Regions from separate parts of the Homo sapiens genome. Here all the other regions are linked to region 1. A link is a contact called in ENCODE Hi-C or POLR2A ChIA-PET data. All regions are on one chromosome and are shown on one strand. The core of a region is the stretch at or near the end of the contact, and the rest is flanking DNA. Distances in the headings are between cores, read along the strand shown.

What was found. A loop is a pair of places that touch in the nucleus more often than their neighbours do. ChIA-PET counts read pairs that join two places held with the same protein, here RNA polymerase II (POLR2A). Pooled maps may share reads with other maps.
Region 2: a loop to region 1 is called in a pooled map, with 9 times the contacts of the local background. The contact joins the promoter of PSMD4 here to the promoter of PRPF3 in region 1. A Hi-C loop is called at or near these places in 4 of 50 pooled maps. POLR2A ChIA-PET finds 5 or more read pairs at or near these places in 3 of 52 experiments (H1, activated T-cell and naive thymus-derived CD8-positive, alpha-beta T cell).
Region 3: a map of CD8-positive, alpha-beta T cell shows a loop between it and region 1 (8-fold over the local background). The contact joins the promoter of PIP5K1A here to the promoter of PRPF3 in region 1. A Hi-C loop is called at or near these places in 1 of 168 maps with a recorded cell type or tissue (CD8-positive, alpha-beta T cell) and 4 of 50 pooled maps. POLR2A ChIA-PET finds 5 or more read pairs at or near these places in 1 of 52 experiments (WTC11).
Region 4: a loop to region 1 is called in a pooled map, with 6 times the contacts of the local background. The contact joins the promoter of SEMA6C here to the promoter of PRPF3 in region 1. A Hi-C loop is called at or near these places in 5 of 50 pooled maps. POLR2A ChIA-PET finds 5 or more read pairs at or near these places in 2 of 52 experiments (HEK293T and activated CD4-positive, alpha-beta T cell).
Region 5: a loop to region 1 is called in a pooled map, with 9 times the contacts of the local background. The contact joins the promoter of GABPB2 here to the promoter of PRPF3 in region 1. A Hi-C loop is called at or near these places in 7 of 50 pooled maps. POLR2A ChIA-PET finds 5 or more read pairs at or near these places in 3 of 52 experiments (Panc1, T-cell and activated CD8-positive, alpha-beta memory T cell).
Region 6: a loop to region 1 is called in a pooled map, with 3 times the contacts of the local background. The contact joins the promoter of C1orf56 here to the promoter of PRPF3 in region 1. A Hi-C loop is called at or near these places in 6 of 50 pooled maps. POLR2A ChIA-PET finds 5 or more read pairs at or near these places in 3 of 52 experiments (GM12878, H1 and activated B cell).
Region 7: a pooled map shows a loop between it and region 1 (17-fold over the local background). The contact joins the promoter of SETDB1 here to the promoter of PRPF3 in region 1. A Hi-C loop is called at or near these places in 1 of 37 single-sample maps with no recorded cell type and 10 of 50 pooled maps. POLR2A ChIA-PET finds 5 or more read pairs at or near these places in 4 of 52 experiments (GM12878, K562, PC-9 and 1 more).

What each region holds. Positions count from the first base shown.
Region 1 is chr1:150,319,092-150,323,193 of GRCh38, reverse strand. It overlaps PRPF3 (pre-mRNA processing factor 3), which reads right to left and starts at 1,661. Exons shown (of 16, transcript NM_004698.4): 1 at 1,602-1,661. RefSeq lists enhancers at 1,563-1,612, 1,803-1,852, 1,982-2,547.
Region 2 is chr1:151,252,316-151,256,417 of GRCh38, reverse strand. PSMD4 (proteasome 26S subunit ubiquitin receptor, non-ATPase 4) reads right to left here and starts at 1,684. Exons shown (of 10, transcript NM_002810.4): 1 at 1,610-1,684. The coding sequence starts at 1,635. RefSeq lists a silencer at 1,423-1,562 and an enhancer at 1,603-1,792.
Region 3 is chr1:151,196,235-151,200,336 of GRCh38, reverse strand. PIP5K1A (phosphatidylinositol-4-phosphate 5-kinase type 1 alpha) reads right to left here and starts at 1,785. Exons shown (of 16, transcript NM_001135638.2): 1 at 1,256-1,785. The coding sequence starts at 1,340. It overlaps LOC124904419 (a long non-coding RNA gene), which reads left to right and starts at 1,812. Exons shown (of 2, transcript XR_007066620.1): 1 at 1,812-1,886; 2 at 1,997-2,230. RefSeq lists enhancers at 1,308-1,387, 1,488-1,687.
Region 4 is chr1:151,144,946-151,149,047 of GRCh38, reverse strand. It overlaps SEMA6C (semaphorin 6C), which reads left to right and starts at 2,417. Exons shown (of 19, transcript NM_030913.6): 1 at 2,417-2,615. It also overlaps a transcript of LYSMD1 not described here. RefSeq lists silencers at 1,940-1,999, 2,210-2,669.
Region 5 is chr1:151,068,326-151,072,427 of GRCh38, reverse strand. It overlaps GABPB2 (GA binding protein transcription factor subunit beta 2), which reads right to left and starts at 1,667. Exons shown (of 9, transcript NM_144618.3): 1 at 1,494-1,667. MLLT11 (MLLT11 transcription factor 7 cofactor) reads right to left here. Exons shown (of 2, transcript NM_006818.4): 2 at 2,884-4,102. RefSeq lists enhancers at 283-1,217, 1,585-1,794, 1,218-2,152 and silencers at 1,115-1,274, 1,305-1,384.
Region 6 is chr1:151,046,304-151,050,405 of GRCh38, reverse strand. C1orf56 (chromosome 1 open reading frame 56) reads right to left here and starts at 2,655. Exons shown (of 2, transcript NM_017860.5): 1 at 1,554-2,655. The coding sequence starts at 2,558. It overlaps BNIPL (BCL2 interacting protein like), which reads right to left. Exons shown (of 10, transcript NM_138278.4): 10 at 2,686-3,755. The coding sequence ends at 3,719. RefSeq lists enhancers at 1,758-1,997, 2,278-2,327.
Region 7 is chr1:150,924,308-150,928,409 of GRCh38, reverse strand. SETDB1 (SET domain bifurcated histone lysine methyltransferase 1) reads right to left here and starts at 2,047. Exons shown (of 22, transcript NM_001366418.1): 1 at 1,893-2,047; 2 at 436-706. The coding sequence starts at 695. LOC107985204 (a long non-coding RNA gene) reads left to right here and starts at 2,069. Exons shown (of 3, transcript XR_001738231.2): 1 at 2,069-2,150.

The DNA.
Region 1 (4,102 bases), core at 412-2,911:
AAAAAAAAAAAAAAAAAAAAGCCAGGTGCGGTGGCTCACGCCTGTAATCCCAACACTTTGGGAGGCCAAGGCGGGTGGATTATCTGACGTCAGGAGTTCGAGACCAGCCTGGCCAACATGGTGAAACCGCATCCCTATTAAAAATACAAATATTAGCTGGGCGTGGTGACCTGCACCTGTAATCCCAGCTACTCTGGAGGCTGAGACAGGAGAATCCCTTGAACATGGAAGGCGGAGGTTGCAGTGAGCCGAGATCGCACCACTGCACTCCAGCCTGGGCGACAGAGCAAGACTCCGTCCCGGGGAAAAAAAAAAAAGGTGTCTAAATGGGAGTCAATAAATTGACTGACCTCAATTTCCAAGCTCAGCTATTCCCAGCAGTGCCACTTATCAAAGATCTGGGAATCATCTTTCAAGATGTTTTAAGACATCTTTTCTCCAAAAAATCCAGTCTGATTAACTTCTACATTCTTGGTAAGTTTAGCCTCTATACTAGAGTCTATAAGACTTGATGCCAAATAGACTCACTTTTGGTATATCCAAAGGAAGCTAGTAGATTGAAGTGATGAAACTAAGACTGAAAGATTTTCTGCCTCAGTGACAAGTTACGTGAGTAATTCTATGGTGGTTCTATTACCCCACAATGAGTAGACATACAGCGTACCAATTTCTACATATTACACATGTATTGCACAAAAGCGGCATATCCAGATGCCATAGAAAGTGAAAACAAGAGTTCACACAGAAACAGTTGGGACACTGAGCCCCACCATTTACAAGCCCTTGGGCAAGTTAAGTAATTCTTTGGAGCCACAGTTTACCATCTTACAAAATGAGTACTGCCATATTTACATCCTAATTCATTCAATAAATATTTATTGAGTAACTACTAAGTGTCAAGCAATGTACTAGGTGCGGTGGATACATAAAACAGTGAGCAAAACTAACAAGAGTCCTCACCTTAACGGGTCTTATATTCCACTAGAATTGAATGATAGGCTAGAAAGTATAAGCAATTTGAAAGCCCAAAGCAATAAATGAGGTGCCACTGTTACCTCCATAAGATGACGTGCAAACTAAACAGCCAATGGATAAAAAAGTTTCAAACGGTAATTAGCCTTGTCACTAATCAAATGCTCAACAATAACTGCGAGGTGCGGGGGTAGTGGGGGTGCGGAAGGAAAGCGAGGTACAATGATCTCTCCTCTCAATGAGCAGGCAGCAGAATCCAAATCCAGTCTTCAGAAGGAATTCCTTACTCCGTGCTCTTGTTTGCTACAACCTGAGTTTCCCTCTGCAGCCCCCCACTCCCCCGCTAATCTTCATTTTTACTCTCTCCGTCACTCCAACCAGTCTCTTACTCTACCTTGTTCTACCTAAACTCCTCACCCCAGAGCTGGTCTCCCAACCCGGTCTCCTTCCCGCCCCCGCCCTTTTCCTCTCAACAATCTCATTCCAACCTCTTCTCCCACCAAACCAGGTACTCCTTTCACACTCCTTCCCGCTGAACCCTCCCGCTTCGGTCCTCCCCTTGGACTGAGTCCCCGGCCACAGTGGCGCGGACTGGAATTACCCTCTGTGGGCCCGGGGCCACTACTCACCTCACAAACTTCAGCCCCTGAGACGGAGCCCGAACGTTACACCGGAACCGGAAACCTTCTGACCGCCCTACGGCGTGCCGTCGCTACCGCCACCGCCGCCGCCACGCCGCTGTCTCCCAACACGTGACCAAGGAGGGCCGGGCCGCCAATTCGCGCAGCCGTATTTGCCACTTTCTTGGAGGCTGAACGCATGCGTCGCAGAACCGAAAAGTTTCCCTGAGCAATTTCCTTGCTTTCTATTTCCCAGGCTAAACCTATTAGCTAGATTTCTGCCAAGGTTTTTTTTTTAGCTTTTTTTTTGAGACGGAGTCTCGCTCTGTCGCCCAGGTTGGAGTGCAGTGACGCGATCTCGGCTCACTGCGAGCTCCGCCTCCCGGGTTCACGCCATTCTCCTGCCTCAGCCTCCCGAGTAGCTGGGACTACAGGCGCCCGCCACCACGCCCGGCTGATTTTTTGTATTTTTAGTAGAGCCGGGGTTTCACCGTGTTAGCCAGGATGGTCTCGATCTCCTGGCCTCGTGATCCGCCCGCCTCAGCCTTCCAAAGTGCTGGGATTACAGGCGTGAGCCACCGCGCCCGGCCGATTTCTGCCAAGTTAATGTCTTTAACTTCCTGAAGCGGAAATTGGGCTACTTGCTGTTTTCCTCATATGGAGAATAAGTGCGCAAAAGTAAACTTAGGCTAGAATGAAGAGCGAGGCTTCTGCGTTTGTGTTCAAACACAGCCTTTCTGGTAGAAAGTAAACCCTTTCTCCCTAATTTAACAGTGGTGTCAGGCCGGGCGCCGTGGCTCACGCCTGTAATCCCAGCACTTTGGGCTCAATAAATGACAAGTGAGACCTACCAGTATTGTTTTCTCCATTCTATCAATAGGTCTATATATTAACTTCTCTCCAAAATGAGGCTCTAACCTACTGACCCTTTATTTTTTATTTTTATTTTTTATTTTTTGAGACGGAGTCTCGCTCTGTCGTCAGGCTGGAGTGCATTCGGCTCACTGAAACTTCCGCCTCCCGAGTAGATGGGACTACAGGCGCGCGACCACCACGTCCAGCTAACTTTTGTATTTTTAGTAGAGACGGGGTTTCACCATGTTGGCCAGGATGGTCTCCATCTCTTGACCGCGTGATCCGCCCACCTCGGCCTCCCAAAGTGCTGGGATTACAGGGTTGAACCACCGCGCCCGGCCCCTACTGACTCTTTAAATCGATGATTCATAACAACATGTGTGTGGACAAAGATAGTTTGGAAAAAGATTGTCCAGTATTATGACACAATTTCTTATATGAGAAATGGAAAAAATTCCATTATTTTTATATTATAAACTATCCAAACTAAAGTTCCAAAATGTCTTCTTGGTGGTAGGCTGACTAGAAGATGCAGTTGTTCTTCAGGGAGGTTATTCACATTCCCCAGATAGTAGGAGATTTTTGTATCTAAAGATAACAATGTACATACCAAGCCCCACCTTCCCTGATGGGGCAGCACGACATAACAGGATAAAGCCTGGCTCTGAAGGAACAAGTTGGGGGAGTTTGAACCTACTGCTCAACTTATTCACAAATCAGTTTCCCCACCTACAGCTTCTAACACCAATGTCTCACAAAATATTCACTCAAAAAGTCTGTTGAATGGGTTAATGAGTTTCAACATTGCAGGGTTGTTGTAAATTTATTTTGTTTTGGTGCTTCTAACAGTCTGCGTTCAATTCCCTATGGAGAAATGTGTTTCTAGAAACTGGTTTTAGGCCAGGTGTGGTGGCTTACGCCTGTAATCCCAACACTTTGGGAGGTCGAGGCGGGTGGATCACTTGAGGTCAGGAGTTTGAGACCAGTCTGCCGACATGGTGAAACCCCATCCCTACTAAAAAAAATGCAAAAATTAGCTGGGTGTGGTGGTGGGCACCTGTAATCCCAGCTACTCAGGAGGCCGAGGCAGGAGAATTGCTTGAACCCGGGAGGTGGAGGTTGCAGTGAGCCAAGATCGCGCCACTGCACTGCAGCCTGGGCGACAGAGGGAGACTCCATCTCGACAAAACAAAACTGATTTTATTTCCAATTTTTAGAATTGGATACATTTAAACTGTAGCTTTCCGGTTACTAGCTGTGTTTCCTTCAGGTAATTTTTTCTGAGATTGTTTCCTCAATTATAGAATAAGAATCTCTACTTCAAAAAGGTATCGTGAGGATTAAATGTAATGTGTAAGACACAGTGTGGTACTGGCGTAAGAACAGGCAGGTAAACCAACAAAAGAGAATAGAGGGTCGGGCGCGGTGGCTTACGCCTGTAATCCCAGCACTTTGGGAGGCCGAGGTGGGCAGATCACGAGGCCAAGAGATCGAGACCATGCTAGCCAACATGGTGAAACCCCGTCTCTACTAAAAATACAAAAATCAGCTGGGCGTGGTGGCACGCGCCTGTAGTCCCAGCTACTCCGGAGGCTGAGGCAGGAGAATCACTTGAACCCGGGAGGTGGAGGTTGCAGCCAGCCGAGATTGCACCA
Region 2 (4,102 bases), core at 435-2,934, 930 kb before region 1:
AACAGACATCAGACACTTTATTTTTATTTATTTATTTATTTATTTATTTATTTTATTATTATTTTTTTTTTTTTGAGAGGGAGTCTCACTCTGTCGCCCAGGCTAGAGTGCAGTGGCGCCATCTCGGCTCACTGCAACCTCCACCTCCGGGGTTCAAACGATTCTCCCACCTCAGCCTCTGGAGTAGCTGGGACTACAGGCGTCCACCACCACGCCTGGCTAATTTTTGTATTTTTAGTAGAGATGGGGTTTCACCATGTTGGCCAGGCTGGTCAGTAACTCCTGACCTCAGGTGATACACCCACTTCAGCCTTCCAAAGTGCTGGGATTACAGGCCTGAGCCACGCCCCAGCCAGACACTTTTCAAAAGACGATATACATACAGCCAACAAGCCTATTAAAAAAACCTCAATATCACTGATCATTAGAGAAATGCAAATAAATCAAAACCACAACGAGATACCACCTAACACCAGTCAGAATGGCTATTACTAAAAACTAAAAAAATAACAGATGCTGGCAAGGTTGCGAGAAAAGAGAACACTGTTCTATCGTTGGTGCAAGTGTAAATTAGTTCAATCACTGGGAATCACTTGAACCAGGGAGGCGGAGGCTGCAGTGAGCCAGACTGGGCCACTGCACTCCAGTCCGGGAGACAGAGCGAGACCGTCTCAAAAAAAAATTATTCATCGTTTATCTGAAACTCAAATTTCACTGGGCATCCTGTATGTTATCTGGCAATGCTATGCTCCCCCGAGAAAATAAAAAGAAGAAATCTCATAGGTGCCTGTTTCACCCAATCGGTGATTTGTGTTCGTCAACTATTCTGTATTACATTCAGTGATTACACTTAGAAGGAACTCTTGAAACCCTGCAAAAATTTATGTCCTCCTCTTCTAATGTGACTCGTAATAGGTACTCAGCCCAAGCCTGAAACTGACAAAGAGAGCTACCTCACCGGATAAAGCCTTTGTGTCAGACAGCCGTGGGTTTAAATCTTGACTCCACCACTTAACTAGCTGTATGATTTTGGACAAATCACTTAAAATCGCTGAGACTCGGTATCCTGAACCGTAAAATGGAGAGATAATTTACCTTAAGGTGTGGTTGTGAGGTATAAGTGAGATAAACAAAATGACTGATACATAAAAAGCAATCTGTAAATGGTACCTTTGAAGATGATACAGGGAAAGGTAATGAAGTTAGAGACGAGGGAATGGGGAGAGGAAGGGATTAATAATCTATTTTCCTAATAGACGTTATTTTGCAAAGAAAGGAGGGCAGAAAACTATTACGATGAGTCCGAAAAGCAGAACTGTAGCTAAAGACAGACCCGGGCTGCTCTAGAGAAGACGGCGCTAGAACAGAGAAAGGAAGCAGGAATGACCAGTCAATGACCGTCCCCCTGGGGGTAACAGTGGTAACCCGGGACTATCCGCCACTCCAGGGCCCCGGGATGACTCAGGGAGTCCAGCGGGCTCCTTACCTCCGGGGCCAGGGCCGCCTCTCGCCCATGAGCCCCTGGCCCCCACCCCAGGCCCTCCCTGCCTTGGCGCTACACGCGCCCGGAACCCAGCTCTGCCCCTCCTGCCCCGAAGTAGCTCCTCACCACACCATAGTGCTTTCCAACACCATCTTGCCACCTTCCTCCCTCCCGACCGGGTCTCCGGGACGGCCTAACAACAACTCCTCCAATTGGCCCGTCGCTCTTCACCAATCACAGACCTCGGCTTGGCCAGCTGCTTCCGCCTCCGTCCCCCACGTTGCGTTCTGGGAGTTGTAGGTGCCGCCAAACAAATTTGTAGGCGTCTTGAGGGTAGTTGAAGGGAATCGCGGTAACACAAAAAACAGGATCTAGCCTCCACTTTCCCTGCCATTGCAGTTCTCAGTTGGGGTTTCCCGCTGGCCGGATCTCAGGGGAGCTATGGAGGAACCTTTGAAAGTGCTGTGTCGATTCCGGCTTCGGCATTTTAAAAAAGTGTCGGGATCGGCCGAGCGCGGTGGCTCACGCCTGTTAGCCCAGCACTTTGGGAGGCCAAGGCGGGCGGATCACGAGGTCAGGAGTTCGAGACCAGCCTGGCCAGCATGGTGAAACCCTGTCTCTACTAAAAATACAAAAAATTAGCCGGGCATGGTGGCGCACGCCTGTAATCCCCGCTACTCGGGAGGCTGAGGCAGGAGAATTACTTGAACCCGGGAGGCAGAGATTGCAGTGAGCCGAGATCGCGCCACTGCACTCCAGCCTGGGGGACAGAGTGAGACTCCGTCTCAAAAAAAGAAAAAAAAAAGTGTCGGGATCGCTAATGACTTTCTACAGCCCTCAGTTCCCTGTAGAATTTTAATTCAACAAGCCCTTATACCCTTCAATTGAATTTATTTGTATATTTATCTCCTCCCTCGTTTAACTAAGGGTGGGCAACGTGCCTTTTTTTTTTTTTTTTTTTTTTTTTTTTTTTTTTTTTTTGAGACGGAGGAGTCTCGCTCTTTCACCCAGGCTAGAGTGCAGTGGCTCGATCTCGGCTCACTGCAACCTCCACCTCCTGGGTTCCAGGGATTCTCCTGCCTCAGCCTCCCAGGTAGCTGGGACTACAGGGGCATTCCACCATGCCCGGCTAATTTTGTATTTTTAGTAGAGACGAGGTTTCACCATGTTGGCCAGGCTGGTCTCGATTTCCTGACCTCAGATGATCCACCCACCTCAGCTTCCCAAAGTGCTGGGATTACAGGCGTGAGCCACCACACCTGGCCGGCAACGTGTCTTAATCTTTACAATTCCCTAAGCCCAGTACAGAGCCCGGAAAAGATTTGACAACTCAATTATATTAACTAATCTGCCAAAGAACAAACCACTAAACCGTTTTGGTTAATCAAAAATTACATTCAAGGCCTGATGCAATGGCTTAGGTTTTATAATCCCAGCGTTTTGGGAGGCCCAGGCAGGAGGATCAACTCAGGCTAGGAGTCTGAGACCAGCCTGGACAACACAGCCAGACTCCGTCTCTACAAAGTTTTATTGTTTGAGACAGGGTGTCGCTCTGTTGCCCAGATTGGAGTGCAGTGGCCTGATCTCGGCTCACTGCAATCTCCACCTCCCGGGTTCAAGCCATCCTCCTGCCTCAGCCTCCTGAGTAGCTGGGGCTATAGGTGCATGCCACCAAGCCCAGCTAATTTGTTTTTAATTTTTTGATGTGGGAGGATGGCTTGAGCGCATGAGTTCGAGACCAGCGTAGGCAACATAGCCAGACCCCATCTCTGAAAAAAAAAAAGTCTCAAAGTGTTGGGATTACAGGCGTGAGCCATCACATCAGCTGGATATTTGATATTAAGCAATTTTTTTAGGCATGATAATAGTGTTAAAGTTATCACCCTTATAAAAGTAGGCTTTATTAAGGGTTATATGTTGTATTCATAGATAAAAAAAGTATATGAAGTTTGGGATTTAACTTAATCCTCTGGAAGAAACAAATAGTTTTGTTTTTTGAGACAGGGTCTCAAAGTAAAACAAAAGAGACAAGGTCTCACTGGGCTGGAGTGCAGCAGTGGTGCAATCATACATAGCTCACTGCAACCTCTAACTCCTGGCCTCCCATCTCAGCCTCCGAAAACTGGGATTACAGGCTTGAGCCACTGCACCCGGCCACGCTGGTCTTATTTATGTTGATAATTATTGAGGCTGGGTTATGTGTACATAGTGGTTCACCATACTACTCTACTTTTGGTTTGGAAATTCCCATAATGAAAAAAAGAAGGCCAGCTGGGCACGGTGGCTCACGCCTGTAATCCCAGCACTGAGAGGCCGAGGTGGGCAGATCACTTGAGGTTGGGAGTCCGAGACCAGCCTGGATACCCCCGTCGCTACAAAAAAATACAAAAATTAGCTGATTGTGATGGTGCCAGCCTGTAGTCCCAGCTACTTGAGAGACTGAGGTAGGAAAGTCGCCTGAGCCCAGAAAGTCAAGGCTAGAGTGAGCTGAGATTGCTCTGGGTAACAGAGCAAGACTAAAAAAGAAAACCAAGGCTGGGAAATCTCAGCACTTTGGGAGGCCGAGGCGGACGGATCATAAGTTCAGGAGATCGAGAACATCTTGGCCAACATGGTGAA
Region 3 (4,102 bases), core at 536-3,035, 880 kb before region 1:
TTCGTTTTTAACTATTAATACGCTGAGCTCTCTACATTAACCTGGCTCCATTCTCCAAATTCCAATCTCCTGATACAGCGTAAGCATTCTTCCAGTCCATTTTTCTATTATGCAATACTCCCCCACAACACTTACAGTCACCCCCCCACCCATCTTTCTTCTTCTCAGGCCTAATTTCCAAAACATCACTTCTCGCAGTCTCTACTGCAATTCAAGACTCCATTCCATCTTTCCCATCTGTTTTTAAGGTCTTTGACCTTAATTTCCTACATTCCTTAGACTCTCTTCAAAATTTCCATTCCTTCCCAAAGTTGGGCAGTTTAGAGTTGGGAATCACCAAAGGAATTAGTCTGAGAAAGTATGTATGTGTGTCTGTGTGCCTGTGCGGCCCTAAGGGTGGGGGTGCGAAGTGAGAAGGGGTGACACATTAGGGGGGAGTATCTGAGGGAAAAGATGGCTTCAACAACTCCCGCCCACCCAACAAAATTCACGATTCCCTACCTCTCCAGAAATCGAAAGCGTCCAATAACTTTTCGATATCTTTTAAGTCCCATGGCTTCTCTTCAACATTTTCATCCAATTAGCCCACAATCAACTTAGATTCCACCTGCCTCTCACACTAAGTAGTTCTCTCTACTTCTTAGGCCTCCATTTACTTTCTTAGTTTCTCTACTCCCTTCCGTTTCTCTTGTTTCCTACCGCAACTTCTTTTTTTTTTTTTTTGAGACAGGGTCTCACTCTCTCGCCCAGACTGGAGAGCAGTGGCCCAATCTCGGCTCACCGCAAGCTCTGCCTCCCAGGCTCAAGGGATTATCCTGCCTCAGCCTCCCAAGTAGCTGGGATTACAGATGCACGCCACTACTGTCCGGATAATTTTTGTATTTTTAGTAGGGACGAGATTTCTCTATGTTGGCCAGGCTCGTCTCGAACTTCTGACCTCAAATGATCCGCCCGCCAAGGCCTCCCAAAGTGCTGAGATTACAGGCGTGAGCCACCGCGCCGGGCCACCCTACCCCCACCTTCAATCTCCATCCGTCCTCCTCAAAGACAACCAAAGTTTTCGACAACTTCTTAATCAAACTTATCCTTTCCTCAAACTCCTGCCCGCTCATAAATCCCTATTTGAAAGCCCAGCTCGCGCCCACTTACCGGTAACACGTAGGACATTCCCAGCTACAGGTACCCTCTTAGGTCTCGCTCTTCCTCCCATCGCATATTCCTCACCAGCTCCCTACCCACGCCCTGCCGGGCTTACCTGAGGACAAGGTACAGGAAGGGACCGCGGGATCAAAGGATGAAAAACCGACCGAAGACGACGGCCCGGAGGAGGCCGACGCCATCTTAGCAGCCCCCTCCCCCTCAGCGGCCTGGCTCTCTTTCAATCCGGTTCTTCCTCTTCTCGGAATCGAATCTTCCCAACGTCTCTTTACAGAACCCGCGTTCTGTGGGCCACCTCCCCGCCCCCTCCGGGGCCTCCCTCAGACACGTCGAGCCGGCTCCTGGACCAGCTCAAGGCCACACCATTCGCCTGGCATGGGGAAGAACTCACGTCCCGCACCCCCTCCACAAGTTTAACCGCTTTCCACAGGGGATACTTTCCCCTTTCACAGAAGAGTAAGCTTAAGCTGGCTGCTGGGACCTTGCGCCCAGACCAAGCCACATCTGAAAAAAAAACGAGGCATGAAAAGTCCCAAAGGAGCGAACGCCCCTTCTCCGTCCTTCCTAACCACGGCCTGTTAATCGCCCAACCCGGCCGCTTCACTCCGGGTAGCCAAGCAAAAAATCCGAGCACTGCGCATGCGCCCGACCTTCTCGGGGCATCAGCCCACTCATTGGGGAGAAAAAAGGAGCAAAACCAATCGGGAGGCTGCTAATGGTCACGTGAGGTGGGTCCTCACGCCCTGACGAGTCCACGGGTGGAAGATGTGCGCGCGCGGGTTGGCCGACAGTCCCTACGGTGGCTCGGCAGGTCCTCTTAGGTTCAGTTCTTTGCTAGGACTGGGTCGAGTGATCTGAACTCGGGACAAGAGTCGGTCCGCCAAGTCCTCTGAAATTCCTAACCCAGGAAAGAACTCTCTGCGGGAGTACTGGTGTCAAGTCAGAGACGTTAAGGTGTCGAATATCACAAAACATTTAATACCACCAAGAACTCTTCTTAGTCTTTTTCCTGTTTTACTACTCTTGTTTACTATTTGATTAAACGTGCGTGCATGTCTTACCTTCCTCGGAATGGCATTCGAAATAGATCTGTGTTTTGTTTGCCTCAAGCACAAAGTTAGGCACTGCACAGTGACGGAGTTCAGTAAATATTTGATGCATGAATCAGTGAAGACCTGTCAAAAAAGGGCACGGGAGGCTATCAGGGACTTATCACAACCTTCCCGCGACCCAACCCCTTTAGCCTCCAACTGTCAATTATCTGTGCTCCAAAGGGCATGGAGATACACAGAAAAATTTCTCCCATTGTAGTCTTCGTAGTAACTGCTCGTTTTTAACAAAGTACCCCGTAGGCTATGAACCCTGGTGGGAAGACCAGTCTCTCTGAGCAGACTGTAAAACTTCTGGGGAGCAAGGACTGTGTTTGGTTCACTCTTGTATCTCCAGCTCCTCCAGTGACTTCGTACATAGTAGGGGCTCCATAATTATCTGTGGAATGAATAAATAAAGAGGAATGGTAAAACATTCGGGGTAAGAGTCGGTCAGATAGATCCTCTCAAACTCATGGCCCATGAAATAACTCCATTAAAACAGGTTTTGTGGCCGGGCGCGGTGGCTCACGCCTGTAATCCCAGCACTCTGGGAGGCCGAGGCGGGTGGATCACGAGGCCAGGAGATCGAGACCATCCTGGCTAACACGGTGAAACCCCGTCTCTACTAAAAATACAAAAAATTAGCCGGGCGTGGTGGCGGGCGCCTGTAGTCCCAGGCTACTCGGGAGCCTGGGGCAGGAGAATGGCATGAACCTGGGAGGCGGAGCTTGCAGTGAGCGGAGATCGCGCCACTGCACTCTAGCCTGGACGACAGAGCGAAACTGTCTCAAAACAAAACAAAACAAACAAACAAAAAAAACAGGTTTTGTAACCCCCAGAATGACCTGGTTATCCTCTTTCCAGATGTCTTGTGGGTCCTCATAAAGTAACCTAGGACCCGAACATCCATAGAATATCCCCATGCAGGCCGGGCGCCGTGGCTCACGCCTGAAATTCCAGCACTTTGGGAGGCCGAGGTAGGTGGATCATCTGAGCTCAGGAGTACGAGACAAGCCTGGCCAACATAGTGAAACCGCGTCTCTACTAAAAATACAAAAAATTAGCTGGGCGTGGTGGCGGGTGCCTGTAATCCCTGCTACTCGGGAGGCTGAGGCAGGAGAATCGCTTGAACCCAGGAGGCAGAGGTTGCAGTGAGCCAAGATCGCGCCATTGCACTCCAGCCTGGGCAACGAGAGCGAAACTCAGTCTCAAAAAAAAAAAAAAAAAGGCCGGGCGCAGTGGCTCACGCCTGTAAGCCCAGCACTTTGGGAGGCCGAGGCGGGCGGATCACCTGAGGTCGGGAGTTCAAGACCAGCCTGACCAACATGGAGAAACGCCGTCTCTACTAAAAATACAAAATTACCCAGGCGTAGTGGAGCATTCCTGTAATCCCAGCTACTCGCTACGCCGGAGGCTGAGGCAGGAGAATTGATTGAACCTGGGAGGCAGACGTTTCGGTGAGCCGAGATGGCGCCTTTGCACTCCAGCCTGGGCAACAAGAGCGAAACTCCAACTCAAAAAAAAAAAAAAAAAAAAATCCCCATGCATTTACTGCAGCCTTCTACTCCTCCCTTATGAAGATCTAAGATAATTGTTTCCCTGCTGCCACCTGCTGGATTATTCGTCTTCCTTTGGGCACCGAAAGTAGACAAAATCTTGTTTGTAATTCCACAGCAGTGGAATTTTGTTGTGTTGAAGTATTTTATAATTCCCTGTACCTATACCCTCCACTCAACTAAACAGGACAGGAACTAGTGAGGGGCACACTGAGCACAGGATTTGGCTCATAGGTATTCAATAAATAAATATTTGTTGAATAAATTATCCTTGTTTTCCGAAAAGGCATAGGATTG
Region 4 (4,102 bases), core at 1,168-3,667, 830 kb before region 1:
TCTGTTCCCATCACCCTTGTCTGATTGTCCCTCTCCCCTCACCTTTAAACCTTGTTTACTTGCTAGTAGGTCTCTGTCTTCTTGCTTAAAAAAATAAAAAAATACAAGTTGCACCCTTTTTCAAGAATTTAAAATGACGTCCTACTCCTGTCAGATGATTTTAACCAGCTCACCTAGTCATTCCAGGCCTTCTGTAATTTGTCTTCCCCTTTTCCCTCCCCTTGCTCCTAACTAGTGCCTTTCCCACACACCAGCCTCACAGGACCTTTTTTTTATCCATGCTGCAGGCTCCTTGCTAACCAAGTAAAAGCTTTTGCTGAAGCTGTGTCCCTCGGGAACATTTTCTTCTTTTGCACCAAGCCAACTCCCACCAAAGTTTTCCTGTCCTTCATGATAAAATGTATCCAGCATCTTTCTGTGCAGTCTTCGGAGAATATTTATTGTCTTCTTTGCACATTTGGAAATTTATGTTCAATGTAGCTTTTCTTTTGAGACTTGGTGTTGTCTTTTTAATAGTTTAGTACTATTAAATATTTAATATTTAGTACTGTCTTTTTAATAGTTTAGACTTTTTAATAGTTTAGTATGTGCAAATCTTATTTTAATTCAAATATATTATCATTTTCTTAAAGTCTGGAACCACAACCCACAGTGGATTGTGTAGTAGATTGTGTCTCAAGTAAGTGTTTAATACTTACTGGATTGAACTGAGATTTGAGCTGGGTCCTAAAACTTTAAATGAATTACACCTTAATCCCCACTCACTAATCTATTCCATAAGCATGTATCTGAGTACCTAAACCCTGTGCTAGGAGCTGAGGAGATTTCTTTTAACCTCTCAGTGCCTCTGTATTTTGAGGTGTCTTTCTCTGAAAATTTCTTTCCAGCCTTTAAAACAACCCCAACTGTCTGACAGTTTGTTGAATTGCCTTGGACCCAAGATCCCTCGGCCGTTAATTCTGTGTAGATATTGTCCCTGTTTATCTTCTTCTATTTTTTTTAGATCTGACTTTACTGAGTTACTGTTCATCTTACTGGTTCACCTGGCCTTAAATCTGTCTCTCTGTCTCTCTCTTTCTCTGTATGTGCGTGTGCACATGTGTGTGTATGTTTAGGTCTCTTGTGTACTCGCTGTGGGGCTTAGCCTAGTTGTTGATACTCCCCTCCCTGATCACAGTCCAGTTAAGGCTGGCCTAAAGTGGCAAACCCCTTCCCCCTCCTTTCCTCTAGTCCAGAGTCCAAGATGTGGGTAGAAGTGTTCAGTCAGATAAAACTATCTGAGAATGCCAGTGTCTCCCAGGCCACCCACTTTCCTGGAGAATTTTGAGAATGTCTTTTGTCCCAGCCCCACATAGAGAAGAATCCTACCAGGCAATACCAAGGTACCAAGCAATCCTGTCTGTAGTAGTTTATTCTTCCTCCTCACTGACATTCCCAGGGGCTTTATGAAGGGTGGGGAGGGAGAAGGGGCAGTTTTGCTGTTTGGAGGGATGTCACGGTCCTCTGAGGAAAGGTGGGACGTATGTCTGTGGGGCAGGAAGGCTGTGTGGGTTACTTTATCAAGTCTTAGCGTTGCTACTCTTTGTGCCTTTCTCTGAGTCAGTTAGTCTTGATTTCCACATCTGTTTTGGCTTCAGCCTCTCTCACCTGCCCTCTTCCATTACCCAACAGCCTGACTGCTAGCTAGTTCTTGCCATAGTGGCCCAAACTCATGCTGCTTTGTAGAGGTGGGAGGGGAGGAGATCATGGAAACAAGGGAAACCTCCTGCTGACACCTTCCTTTCCTTTCCCAGGCCTCCAGCCCCCACGCGCATGCTAGGCCTCCTTATCCGGGTCAGGACGAACCAGAGGAGGCCTACGGGGAGAAATAAGGAGACAGAGGGACAACGCATAGAGAGGAGCAACAGAGAGTTGGGGGCAGAGTCAGGGAGATGCGGGATGCGCCCTCGGGAGCAAGGTCGCCCAAGCCGTATAGGAGGGGAAGGGAGGACGGATCGCGCAGGCTCTGACAGCCCAGCCCAGCCCCGCGAGGCTCCCAGGTTTCCTGTCTGTTTCTCCTCCCAGCTCCTCTTCCTCTCTTGGGAAATTTCTCCCCAGAGCCTCTCCTGTGCCAGCCTGTCTCTGCTTCTGTATGTATTTCTTCCTCTGCCCGGTGTCGGCGACTGTCCGTGGGTCTCTCCATCTCGCGTCTGTCTCTGGTCTCCAGTTCAGCCTCCCGGCCTGGCCCTCTGGGTGGACGGTGCTCCTGGCGCCCCTCCCCGGGCAGCACTATTGGCGGAGAGGTGACGAGAAGGCGGTGTCTAGCCGCCCTCCGAGGGCGGGATTAGTCGCGGCGACCCAAAGGCGGGCAGGAGGTGGGCCCGGCTGGGAGGCGGGCGGGGCCACTGGGGCCGAGCCCAGAGCCCCGGGCGGTCGCATTGTTTTCCTCCGCGGATCCGCGGCTGGACTTGGACCCAGGGCTCTCCCGACAGCGCCCTGGAACCCAAATTCAAGCACCATCCAATTCGGACGCTCATCGCATCTCGCCTGAGCACAACCACGGATTGCGAACTCAGCGCAGCGCGTGGCCGCTGGCCGCCCGCGGCGATCTCGATCCCGCTGACCCGAATCCTGGAGCAAGTACCCCGGGCAGGGAAGGGGCTGCGGGGAGGCGGGGAGGGAGCAGGAGGGCGCGGCCGGCGGGGGGCAAGCTTCTGAAGCGCTAGGGGACCAGGGAGGTGTCGGCGCCCGGTGTGCCTGGCTGACGGAGAGGGTCAACGAAATTGGGGTGCAGGGAGGAAGGAGGGACAGTGGCCGAGCCCCGTAACTGTACTGGTGAGAGCAGAGTCTGGGCACCTCGTTCAATTGGGCTTTCGTCGAGTCGCATCCCGCTGGACTGGGAAGCGCGAAAAGGGATTATTTGAGGCGCGCTCCGTAGAGAGCGTGGAAAACCTGGCCCCTTGCTTTCCCAGCAAGGAAACTAGGGCTCCGAGACCCACGGAGAACTAGACCCTCCTGACGCCCCTGAAGGGATGGGAAGAGGGACGCATCGTTCCGGACTTTGTGTCACGGGTGCTCCTCTGTCCTTGTGCAAGCCGGAATCTGAGCACCCTCTGAAGGGTTGGCTCGTGCAAAGAGGCGGCGAATGGGGCCCTCGAGCAACATCGGTCCCAGCGCCTATCTCCTTCCTTCAGCCCGCTCGGCCCGGGGCTTTGTTAGACTGAGGTCTCCCAAGGAGGACATCCGAGCTGGCAACTGCCTCCTGAGCCCACGGTCCCCACTGAGCGCCGGCCTCAGGCCCGCCCTCGTCGGTTCTCAGCCTCTGGCCCTGTTTCCCTGGCCTGGGAGACCCGCCTCCGCTCCCCAACCCCCGCTCCTATCCCCTCTTCGTCTGCGCCTGCAGGCCCCTCCAGCCCCTCCTCTCGCTAACGTGGCTCTGGGACCCGGTCCCGGCCCAGACTCTGCTACCGGCCCCTCCTCGGAGCCCCGGATCCGGTGAGGGGGAGACAGGTCGAGCCCCTGGCCCTAGGCCCACCTCTTTTCGAGGCTTTAGACACCTGGATTGTCCTGGTTGGGGGTTGGGTGGGAAGGAGGGTAGGTGCTGAGTGTGGGGCTAAGAGCTAAGAGTGGGGGAAATGGCTTGGAGAAAGGAAAGCTCCGGTTCCACAGGCTCCTTGGCGCGACCCTGCTCCCTCTGAGGAAGGTGGACTGGGGCGGGCGACCAGCCCAAAGGCTTCCTGCTATTGTCCCCAGCCCAGTCTCCCCTTCTCCATCCCTTCCACAGCTCTCCTAGACTCTGGCTGTGACCCCAGCCATTCCCCAGAGGTGGCTTCGGGGCCAGGAGAGAGAAGGGCTGTTTCCTCTTCCCAGCAACGGGAGGATCTGGAAAGGGGAGAGTCGGCCAGGTCTCTCCCATGTGCTTCAGATGGGGTGTGTGAAGCAGCTCGGATTCTTCCAGGGCAGAGTGATCTTTTCTCCAGGCCAGGAGTTGAGGAGCTGACCAGATGCTGCTTCCCAGAAACAGCTACAAGAAGCCCTCTTAAAGGTGTATCATAGTTGAGTCTAGAAGGCCAATGCAAAGGCCAGCCAAGTGTTTGTAGAGGCTGGACTAATCCAGCCTAAA
Region 5 (4,102 bases), core at 418-2,917, 750 kb before region 1:
GCACTACCACGCCCAGCTGATTAAAAATAATTTTTTTTTCTCTGTACCGACAGGGGTCTCCCTATTTCGCCCAGGCTGGTCTAGAACTCCAGGGCTCAAGGGATCCTCCCACCTCAGCTTCCCAAAATGCTGGGATTACAGGCGTGAGCCACTGCGCCCGGCCAAAACCTTTCAATAAGTGTGTGTTTTAATAATTCATGAAGTGCTTGAGCTCTTGACAACAAAGTACTCTATTATCCAAGATAATTAGAGTAATTACTTTTGTTTATTTAAGAATCTGGATGGGGCAGTTTTCTCTTTATTGTCATCAAAGCACGTGTGAAAATACATGCCTAAGAACATCTCTACTGGATTGGGTGGACCAAGTGATTAGATGAAAATATGGTCTTGGATGGCCAAAATTTTGTTACATCGTTGATAGTAAGCCATAGACTGTCCTTTTCCAAAGACGTTGGGTTGGGGGGGACCCCCTAGAGAGAAAGCCCTTTTGGGAAAAGGGAGAGGAATGGGATGACCTCTGGCTCAAGGAAGTATGTGAAAACAGGAGACAGCCAACGGAAAGAATTGCAATGGAAGAATCTATGGTTCTTTTAGTATTGCTCAAGTCCCCACTGGGCGGCCAGCTGTACAAACAACTGTGAAAGAAGCAGAGGCGAGGCCGGGAGCCGTGGCTCACGCCTGCAATCCCAGCACTTTGGAAGGCCAAGGCGGGGGGATCCCCTAAGGTCAGGAGTTCGAGACCAGCCTGGCTAACATGGTGAAACCCCGTCTCTATTAAAAATATACAAAAATTAGCCATGCATGGTGGCGCACGCCTGTAATCCCAGCTACTCGGGAGGCTGAGGCAGGAGAATCGCTTGAACCCGGGAAGCGGAGGTTGCAGTGAGCTGCAGGTTGCAGTGAGCCGAAATCGCGCCACTGCACTCCAGCCTGGGTGACAGAGCAAGACTCAGTTTTGAAAAAAAAAAAAAAAAGAGCAAAAAAGCAGAGGCGGGGCCCGTACTGCTCTCATTCAGATTACCGAGTTCACTAGTAATCTTTCAGGTCATTATTTGGGTCAGATAATGAGAGTCGCCGTTTCCCTCTCTATCATAAACCCTACAGTTCCTCACACCAATGTCTGTCTGAAAGATGGGAACCAATTTGGGGCAGGGGGCCAAACTCAGCCTCGGCGACAGGCCTCGGCCCCGGCTCCGCGCCGCCCCCTAGTGGTCACCTCCGCGGCCTGGGCTTCCCTTGGTCCAGCTCCCCAGCCCCAGGTCTTACACCCACCCCCTTCTTCACCTCCTTCCAGTCCCCTCCCCTTCCTCCCGACAGCATCCCCTTCCTCCCCGTCCCCCTCCCGCCGCTGCCCCCGCTTCAGTGACGGGGAGCCGCGAGGTCTGCACCCAGAAGTCCGAGGCTGGGCTGGGAAGCGGTGTGACTTCTCACGGCACTTTCCTTTCCAGCCCTGACGCCCCCCGGAGTCCACACATCTCTTCTTTCCTCCTCACCTCCTCGTCCGGGACGCTGCCGGCCACGCTTCCACGGAGCCCGCCAGTTTAGTCCCGTTTCCTTCTCTAGTTAAGACTCCCTGTCAAGGACGGTTACTTTTTGCCCTTTTCATGTGTGCATGTTTTGGGGGCCTTTAACCCCCCCTCGTGGAGAAACAGAGGCAACAAAATGGCGGACCCGGAAATGAAGGCGCCGCGAGTAAGATTTCTGGCGGAGGAATCTGTGAAGGGAAAATGATCAGAAAACTCATGCTCCCATTCTAACAGAAAGATGATGCACCCCCGAGGTTCATCGCCTTTCTGCTGAGGCACTTCTGAGGTGGAAAAGTGCGTCACCGAGGCATGCTAGGCAGGACTATTTAACGGGGCGGAGGACTGCTGGTTACGTATCTTGCGCGTCTGAATAGTTCCAGCAGGGGACGGATCCTAGGTCTGGTGTTGGCGCCAAGAACCTGGCGAACTGCTGAGGGAGACTCGGAGCGTGCGTCAGTCATGCAGATTGCGTCTTAACTCTTGGCTGCTTCTTCGGGGTCCGGGGCGGCCAGGTTTAGTTTGACAGGAAAGCCTCGTTTCCTTATCCCAACCTCGGCTGCAGCTGTTTGGGACGTTCCTGGCTTTGTGCATTGGGTTCTGGTGCCTGATGGACACATTTTTCCAGTTACAGGCCGAATGTAAGGACCCCAGAGCCAAGCTGTCAGTGAGAACAGTGAAACAAATAACTGAGTCATTTCTTTTCTTTCTTTCTTTTTTTTTTTTGAGACGGAGTCTCGCTCTGTCGCCCAGGCTGGAGTGCAGTGGCTCGATCTCGGCTCGCTGCATGCTCCGTCTCCCGGGCTCACGCCATTCTCCTGCCTCAGCCTCCGGAGTAGCTGGGACTGCAGGCGCCCGCCACCACGCCCGGAGATTTTTTTGTATTTTTAGTGGAGACGGGGTTTCACCGTGTTAGCTAGGATGGTCTCGATCTCCTGACATCGTGATCCACCCGCCTCGGCCTCCCAAAGTGCTGGGATTACAGGCGTGACCCACCGCGCGCGGCCTTTTTTTTTTGAGACGGAGTCTCGCTTCGTCCGTCGCCCAGGCTGAAGTGCAGTGGCGTGACCTCGGTTCGCTGCAACCTCTGCCTCCCGGGTTCAAGTGATTGTCCTGCCTCAGCCTCCCCAGCAGCTGGGATTACAGGCGTCCGCCACCACGCTGGGCTAATTTTTGTATTTTTAGTAGAGATGGGGTTTTATTTTACCATGTTGGCCAGGCTGGTCTCGAACTCCTGACCTCAAGTGATTGGCCCGCCTCGGCCTCCCGAAGTGCTGGGATTACAGGCGTGAGCCACCGCGCCCGGCCTGAGTCATTTCTTTTTGGAGGCCTGCAAGAGGATGGAGCATGAGTTTGCAAATCCATTTAGTCACTTTATTTACCAAACAGTTGATCCCTGTCTCCACCCACCAATTGCCATGGCTGAAGGACTCTGAAGGGGCCCTTCAAAACTCAGTAAAAATAGAAAAGGACGCACTACTTATCCTTCCTGGCCCCATTCTTCGTTAGACTGGGACCGTCTTTAGATGTGGGCTTTTCATGGCCTAGAGGGAGGATTTGTCTTTTTTTCTCCCACCTGGGGACTTCTCTAGATCATCCTTATTTAGGGTATAGTGTCATCCTTATTTATAGTACACTGCCCAATTCTGTCCTATCCATATTGGTATTTACAGTTTCTCTTTTGAGAGTTGGAGTCTTGTCTCATTCCCGTTTACATTCTGTTTGGCTCAGTGCTTTCCTATAGCAGGCACACAAAAACCAGAAGTTAAGCAGATAACATATTTGAGTGAATTCGTTTATCTTCTTAGGCACCTAGGAGAATTATTACCTGAAATATAATGTTGGTAGTCAGTGGGCAAGCAGAAGAGTGGTTGTACCTGTCTCCCTAACTACTTTTCTAATTTTAAGTTGATTTTGCCCTTTCATTATCTGTTCAATGCGAAGTTCACCATCTAATGTCTAAATGCTACTCAAATCATTCTTCCTCTAAGTTGAATATTATTATAGAAAGATAAAATGAGGCCGGGCTCAGTGGCTCACGCCTGTAATCTCAGCACTTTGAGAGGCTAAGGCGGGCAGATCACCTGAGGTCAGGAGTTAGAGACCAGCCTGGCCAACATGGTGAAACCCCGTCTCTATGAAAAATACAAAAATTAACCAGGCCTGGTGGCAGGCGCCTGTAATCCCAGCTACCTGGGAGCCTGAGGTGGGAGGATCCCTTGACCCTGGTGGGTGGAGGTTGCAGTGAGCGGTGATCCCCGCCACTGCACTCCAGCCTGGGTGACAGAGTGGGACCCTGTCTCAAAAATAAAAAAGAAAAAAAAGATGTATAAGCTAAGTGTGAAAGCAAGGCTAATTTCTCAGATTTCTGTGGCTTTTCTTGTGAAGAGAGAAAATTAGACTCCAGTCCTGGGATTGAATGTCTTTATTAAATAAACGAGTAAATGGTAGCACAAATCACCATCAATATTTTTGGAAGGATTGGGGACAAGATGTCGAGTCAGAATATAATTGTTCATTTCAGGGTCTCAATGTAGCTGAAGAACTGTGCCCACTGATCAGTATTACGTATTGCAAAT
Region 6 (4,102 bases), core at 1,406-3,905, 730 kb before region 1:
AATTACAACCACATCTATATTCTTTTCCCTTCCTTGCTTCATCTCCCCCTCCCACAAACCCATATTCCCTCAACCCTACTGCCCACCCCTTACTTATTTTTGTATGCAATAATGGTATTGGACACACAAGGAGAAAAACAGAAACAAGCAAAATGACCAAGTGTAAGCTTTATTACCTTTCCCTCCTCAAAGTCCTATCATCCGTATCAATTGAGACTACCTTATCAAGTCAATCAGAACCTTTGCTAATTCTGGGAAAAGCAGAGGACTATCCTTCCTTGTCCTGGAAGGACAGTACTCCCAAATGGTAGTGGTGAAGAGAGTGGGCACTGGTGTCAAACCTGGTTTAAATCTCGTGGCTCTGCCACTTACTAGCTTTGTAAACCTCAGTTTCTTCATCTGAAAAGCAGGGATAATAATACCTCATAGGATGTGAGGATCGATTCAGGTAAAGTGCACATAGTAAGACCTCAAATTTTGGCACTTGTTGCTGTTAAGCTGTATTAGGTCAAAACTATTAATTGATTAAGATCCTTCATATCTGTTAATTATCTGTGCATCAAAAAGACTTTATGGGCCGGGCACAGTGGCTCATGTCTGTAATCCCAGAATTCTGGAAGGCCAAGGTGGGCAGATCCTTGAGCTCAGGAGTTGGAGACCAGCCTGGGCAACATAGCGAGATCTTGTTAGCCAGGCATGGTGGTGCACGTCTGTAGTCCCAGCTATTCAGCAGGCTAAGGTGGGAGGATTGCTTGAGCCCAGAAGATGGAGGGTGCAGTGAGTTGTGACTGCGCCACCACACTCCAGCCTGAGTGATGAGAGACCCTGTCTCGAAAAAAAAGTCTTATGGTCAGGGGCACAGTAGCTCATGCCTGTAATCCCAGCACTTTGGAAGGCTGAGGCAGGAGAATTGCTTGAGCCCAGGAGTTTAAGACCAGCCTGGGCAACATAGCGAGATCTTGTCTGTGAAAAAAACAGAGAATTTCCAAGACCAGGCATGGTGGCTCATGCCTATAATCCCAGCACTTTGGGAGGCCGAGGCGGGTGGATCACTTGAGGTCAGGAGTTCTAGACCAGCCTGGCCAACATGGTAAAATGCTGTCTCTTCTAAAAAAAAAAAAAAAATTAGCCGGGCATGGTGGTGGGTGCCTGTAATCCCAGCTACTCAAGAGGCTGAGGCAGGAGAATTGTTTGAACCTGGGAGGCAGAGGTTGCAGTGAGCCAGGATCACGCCATTGCACTCCAGCCTCGGCAATAAGAGTGAAACTCTTGTCTTGAAAAAAAAAAATATTTCCAATCTTAACTATTTGGTCAATAATCACCTAATGAGCAGTAAGACATTTTACCTAATGACCAACCAGTAGTTGCTCAATAAATAATAGGTGGAATCAATGGCTAACAATGTGAATAACCAATGCATGTTATGAATCAATAACCAGGTAAGTCAGTAACAGTTCATGTAAGCAACACTGGCTGGCTTAGCAACTGGGTTTTAGATACCAGGACTTTTCAGATCCGTCAACAAAGACCCTGGCTCATCACCAAACACTTACTGGTTGCATCTCTGTGAACACTGAAGAGAGGCTATTCCAAATATCCTCCAGGCCAATCCTGACCCGTTTCCAAAAAGCCAGGGCTGGGCAGGGGCTGGCGGGTGGCAGGCTGGGACTGCTTCTGAGGTGGATGGTGGGGAAGGGGGTAGTGGTGGTCCTGGTACTGGTGGTGCTCTGAGAGGCACAGTTGGTGTCAGTACAGAGACTTGTGTCCAGGGGGCACTCTTCCCGAAGTCGGTTGCAGGGACATTGTTGATAGGTGCAAGGCTTGTGCTCCGTGCGGAGCTGGCTCAGCGCCCCAACTCGAAGGCGCCCGGAAAGGCCGTGCAGCTTCCCAGACCGGCTCCGGCTCATGGTGCCCGACTTGCAGTGGCAGTGCCACGGGCCCCAGGGCATCAGCACCAGCCGCAGATCCTCAGGAGATGGCATGGCTGTGGGTGAGGGTGACGGCCACCGGCTCGGGGTAGACCCAGGTGTGGACCACTGGCTCAGGGTGGCCTGCGAGCCTGGCAGGTCCTCAGTAGACCTCCCGGGGGAGCGCGGCAGGCTTGAAGTCAGCCTGATTTCAGGCTCCTGACTATTGGCTATAAACCTCGTGCTGGAACTCCCCGCTGTATTGGGAGTCGCACTGGGAAGCTCTCTGCTGGTGCTATCCTTTCCGGCATTAATCACAACCCCCTCTTCTGAAGACCCATCCTCCTCGTTAATGGCGGACGACCGGCTAAAGCCGGTGGACACCGTGGCGGCCAAGAGCTCGGCAGCCGCTGGTCCAGCCAGGCGGTCGGCGTCGGCCATGGCATCATTCTCGTCCTCTAGGATTATCCTTGTCTTCCGGGGAAGACCAGTCCGGGCGGTGCTCCGGTAGCTGCGGGTCATGGGGCCCCCAAAGCGTAAACTGACCCGCTGCATTTCGGTCGGAGTCTGGGTCAGGCCTTGGGCCCCCGCCGCCCGGGGACCCAGATTCAGCAGCAGGACCCACAGCAGCGCGCCGGCGGCGGGGACCATGGGGCTGGGCTCTTGGGGTTGGGAGGGTGGCCAGTGAGGCAAGCCCTGCCTCCTACCTTCGCTCCCTCCCTTCCGCTGTAGACCCACCGGGTCGTTTGAACCGAGGCCCGCGGGGAAGGGGGTGGGGTTCGACGCGCAGGCGCGCTCGCGCGGGCCGCGCGGGGTGCTCCTAAGGAACCTCTGCGGCAAGAACTCTGCCAGAACCGAAGGTTTGGGATGCAAGGGGTGGTGAAAGAGTCGTTCACTTCTTTGGAGCAGAGCTTAAATGTCTCATCGCAGTTTATTAGCCTCTACAGTTCTAAATTTACTAAAGAGGGCAAAAATACAGGTTTTGAAAGCACTCCTTCCCAGGCTCACAGGCAGCAGACATGACTTAGAAGGAAAAAGGGCATACAGCGGTTCTTCAAGATTTAATGAGCTGACTCTCCTGGCTCCCAGCAGGCAGGCTGGCTGTCAGGTAAGCCTCTTCCATCCAAGGTGGAAGGATCACAGTCCCTCCAGTTAGACAGGAGGAAAATTAGGACCCAAAAAGATGAAGTTATTTGCCCAAGGTTCTACAGCTAAAGTAGGATTAAAACCCAGAGCTCTGGCCGAGCGCGGTGGCTCACACCTGTAATCTCGGCACTTTGGGAGGCCGAGGCGGGCAGATCACGAGGTCAAGAGATCGAGACCATCCTGGCCAACATGGTGAAACCCCGTCTCTACTAAAAATACAAAACAATTAGCTGGGCGTGGTGGCGTGCGCCGGTAGTCTCAGCTACTCGCTGAGGCTGAGGCAGAAGAATGGCTTGAACCGGGAGGCGGAGGTTGCAGTGAGCCGAGATCGCACCACTGCACTCCAGCCTGGCGACAGAGCGAGACTCCGTCTCAAAAAACAAAAAACAAAAAAACCCAGAGCTCTGCATATCCCATACAAAATGACCCTACATTCAGCCTTCCGTCCCAGCAACTGGAATGAAAGTCACCCAGCAGATCAGTTTCCCAGCCTCAAAGCCCTGCTGAAAGTAGGGTCATGCAAAGGACAAAATCCCACTGAGAAGTGAAGATCCGGTGGTACTGAGGTTGGGGATAAGATGATTTACAAAACAGTTCAGATGTTTCAGGGATTCAGGTGTAGGCAGATCACTAACTGGTTCTAAGGCCTTTTATCCAGTCCTGTGCTATGTCCCTCCTGAGCCATGGAGATCCCGGTCCAGCCTAGGAGAGGGAGAGGGGGAGGAGAGAAGTGGTTCAGGGGGTAGGACTTGGGTTTTATTTTCTGGTTTGGGGAGAGAAGCCAGGTGAATTGGAAGAGCTAGATGATTGGGTTGAGTCATCATTTAGCACTTTTGCTCCCTAACACCCTCTCCCCCACTGGATATCATCTGTTCACTGCCAACACATCTCTTCCTAATTTCTAGGGCCAGTCTGAATCTCCTCTGCACTGTGATTATTCCTTTATTCCTTATTGCCTCTGCACTTATATGTATAGGTTTTTTTTTTTTTTCATTTATTCTTGTTGGATGCAGTAGTGTCCTTCATTTCTTCTCTGGGTGTGTGCAGTT
Region 7 (4,102 bases), core at 798-3,297, 600 kb before region 1:
CTGATCATGTATTAGCTGCTGACAGATGAAAATTATATTTACGGCTGATTGTAAGGTCAGATTTTTGACCATAAACTTTGAGGAAGAGTAAGGTTCTAAACATCTGTACTTCATAAAGTATAAAATGTTTGGTACACAGCCTGGCCAACATGGTGAAACCCTGTCTCTACTAAAAATATAAAAAATTAGCTGGGTGTGGTGGCGGATGCCTATAATTCCAGCTACTCGGGAGGGGGAGGTGGGAGAATCACTTGAACCCGAGAGGTGGAGGTTGCAGTGAGCCAGGATCACTCCACTGCACTCTAGCTTGGGTGACAGAGCGAGACTCCGTCTCAAAACATAAAATAAAATGCTTGGTTCAATGTCATGAACAATTATTCTCTAAAAACATCTCCCAATGGAGAGATTTCCTTCTATTTTCCATGGAGTTCTCACCTGGATGCATCATCAAAGAGTTGGTCAACGTGAGCCACCTCAGATTCTTTCTGTATTACCCATGTCTCTAACTCTGCTAGCTGCTTCTTGCGTTGCTGTACACAATCCATCTTCTCCAGTTCCTCATCGATGAAATGCCGAAGTTCCTCCATAGAGATACCCAGTTCCTCAACCACTGCCTGTTGCAGCTCTGCAATCTCTTCAGACTCCACTGTAGCTGTTGCTGCATCCAAACCAATGCACCCAGGAAGGGAAGACATGCTTTTGTCCTCTGCATGGAACAGAAAACAAATTAAATTGGAGTCCTTATAACTACAATCAATCAATAGAGAATTTCAGTTCCCTAATAAAACTAATTCCTACTCTGCTGCCTGTTATTCTATTCAAATATTCCATGTTCTCCCTCCCTATTCTCCAGAATCTGATGCTGAGATTTTTAAGAGTTCTTATCTTCTGCTGTACGCTAACACTCCTGAAAAAGATTTAAGAGTTTGAGACGGCATGGAGAACATTCATTAAGCAGTAGAGAGCTACTGAAAATAATGTTTTGGGCTGGCACAGTGGCTTACACCTGTAATCTCAGCACTTTTAGAGGCCGAGGCAGGAGGGTCGCTTGAGGGCAGGAGTTCAAGACCAGCCTGGGCAACATGGCAAGACTCGTCTTTACAAAAAAATACAAAAATTAGCCACGTGTGGTGGTGCACGCCTTTAGTTCCAGCTACTCAGGAGGCTGAAGTGGGAGGATCGCTTGAGCCCAGGAGTAGCTGCTGTAGTGAGCTATGTTCGCGCCATGCATTCCAGCTTGGGTGACAAAGTGAGACCCTGTCTCAAAACAAACCGAACTTTAAAAATAATCTTTTGGGATACTGAAGAGAACCAATCTATAAGATATTTTTGTGGTCTATATGTGTTCCTTAACTAATGTGATAAATCTTTGTATGCTATGCCTAATTTAAACAAAACCCCACCTGGGGATGGAGTTGATTTGGAACTCACTAACTCAGTGTTTTCTCTTTCATTACTTGTTCCCCTTATATTACTTTGCTTCCATGTGGAATTTTACTTTTTAAAAAGTCTATGATATTCAAACACACGAAAGCTTGCAGCAAAAAGGTTTCCCCCAAAGTACAGAGAAGTAAAGCAACCTGGGAATAAAACGTGGGTACCTAATATCCACAATCCAAATACTTCACACATTCGTGTGAACTGCTTTTTTAATCAAACGGTTAAAGAAAATCTGATTTTCAGCGCCTCCATTTTCCTCTGCCCACACACCAGCCCACCCCCGTGCTACCCATTCTAGGGGTGCGTCCTACCCATTCGCAAACCCAGTTCAGCCCCGCCCCCGTTCGCCTCTGGGGAAGACTTCCTTCCCACCCTCGCCCGACCCCCTCCCACAAACAAAACGTCCCAGATAAGCCTTTGGTCACCAAATAACTCAACAGTATTCCCCGCACCTCCCGTCTTCCAGCTTCAAGGGCTCTTTTTCACCAACCAGACCCCAGACTCACAACTCAGGGGTCGGCCTCGACGGAAAAGAGCGAAAGCGAAGGGATAAGGGAGGAGGGGGAGGGGAGGAAGCGTGAAAGAGGGAAGGGGAAGCAAAAGAAACGCCCGGAAGCAAACCTTTAGTGCCGTTCCGGTCACCGCGACGGTAGCCTGACGGGGTCAAATCCAAAGCCGCGGGGCGCCCCTCAGAGGCGACGAAAACTAAGGTAACTACGCATGCGTTAAGGCAGAGCCTTCCAGGGGCACACGTGAGAAGAGACTGGCAGGGCAGAGTAGGCGTGGCCAGTATATTACCGAGTCTCCGCCGCTCCTACCACCCTCGACTAGTGGCCCCATTACTATATTCATTGTGTAAAGACTTAGGGAAACGCTCATAGGTTCAGAGCTTTATTCTCTCAGTTTTACTTGAGTTTGTTTTGTTACATAAGTGATACAAATTGTAAAGGCTATCAAGATGTAATAAGAAAAACGTGATAATATTCTCTCTTGCCCCATCACCACTCCGCTCCTTTCAGGTAATACAGCTTCATTTTCCAGTCTTGTATGTACGAGTTTCTGTATTTGGATTTTTGTTGTTTTCATTTAACATGTGGACATTACCTGAAGCCAATAAAAAAGGTAAAACTTGTATTTTTGGCCGGGCGCGGTAGCTCACGCCTGTAATCCCAGCACTTTGGGAGTCAGAGGCGGGCGGATCACGAGGTCAGGAGATGGAGATCATCCTGGCTAACACGGTGAAACCCCGTCTGTACTAAAAATGTTAGCCGGGCGTGGTGGCGGGCGCCTGTAGTCCCAGCTACTCGGGAGGCTGAGGCAGGAGAATGGCGTGAACCCGGGAGGCGGTGCTTGCGGTGAGCGGAGATCGCGCCACTGCACTCCAGCCTGGGCGACAGAGCGAGACTCCGTCTCAAAAAAACCAAAAAAAACAAAAAAACAAAAAACCAATAACTTGTATTTTTGACACCTGAATAGTTTAGATTGTTTAGATTGTTTTCCGTTCTCAGCCCCGACAAATAGCGCAACAATAAAAATAAACATCCTTTTGAAGTAGTACTTTTATTTCTGTAGAAAAGATTCCCCAGGCCGGGCGCTTTGTGTCCGAGGCGGGAGGATTGCTAGAGCCCAGGAGTTCCAGACCAGCCTGGGCAACACGGCGAAACGCCATCTCGACTAAAAATACAAGGTAAAAAAAAAAAAAAAAAAGCCAGGCGTGGTAGTTCGCGTCTGTGGTCCCAGCAACTCCGCAGCTGAGGCGGGGGGAGGATCGCTTGAGCCCCGGTGGCAGAGGCTTCAGTGAGAGGAGATCGCGCCACTGCACTCCAGCCTAAGTGACCGAGCGAGACTCCGTCTCAAAAACAAAACAAAACAAAAAACAAAAAGAAAAGATTTCCCAAAATGGAATTTGAGTAAAATAATATGTGCTTTTTTCCTTTTTTTTTTTTTTTTTTTTTTTTTTGAGAAGGCGTTTCGTTCTATCGCCCAGGCTGGAGTGCAATGGCGCGATCTTGGCTCACTGCAACCTCCACCTCCCGGGTTCAAGCGATTCTCCTGGCTCGTCCTTCCGAGTAGCTGGGACTACAGGCGCGTGCCACCACGCCCGCCTAATTTTTTGTATTTTTAGTAGAGACGGGGTTTCACCGTGTTAGCCAGGCTGGCCTCGTCACACCTCGGCCTCCCAAAGTGCTGGGATTACATACAGGTGTGAGCCACTGCGCCGAGCCTTCCTTTTTTTGTTTGTTTGTTTGTTTTTGAGACTGAGTTTCGCTCTTGTCACCCAAGCTGGAGTGCAATGGTGCGATCTCGGCTCACTGCAACCTCCACCTCCCGGGTTCAAGCAGTTCTCCTGCCTCAGCCTCCCGAGTAGCTGGGATTACAAGCCCCTGCCACCACACCCGGCTAGTTTTTGTATTTTTGGTGGAGACGAGGTTTCGCCATGTTGGCCAGGCTGGTCTCAAACTCCTGACCTCAAGTGATCCACCCGCCTCGCCTCCCAAAGTGCTAGGATTACTTACAGGCGTGAGCCACTGCTCCCGGCCCTTTCTTTCTTTTTCTTTTCTTTTCTTTTTTTTTTTCTGAGACAGAGTCTCGCTCTGTCGCCCAGGCTGGACTGCAGTGGCACGATTTCGGCTCACTGCAACCTCCACCTCCTGGGTTCAAG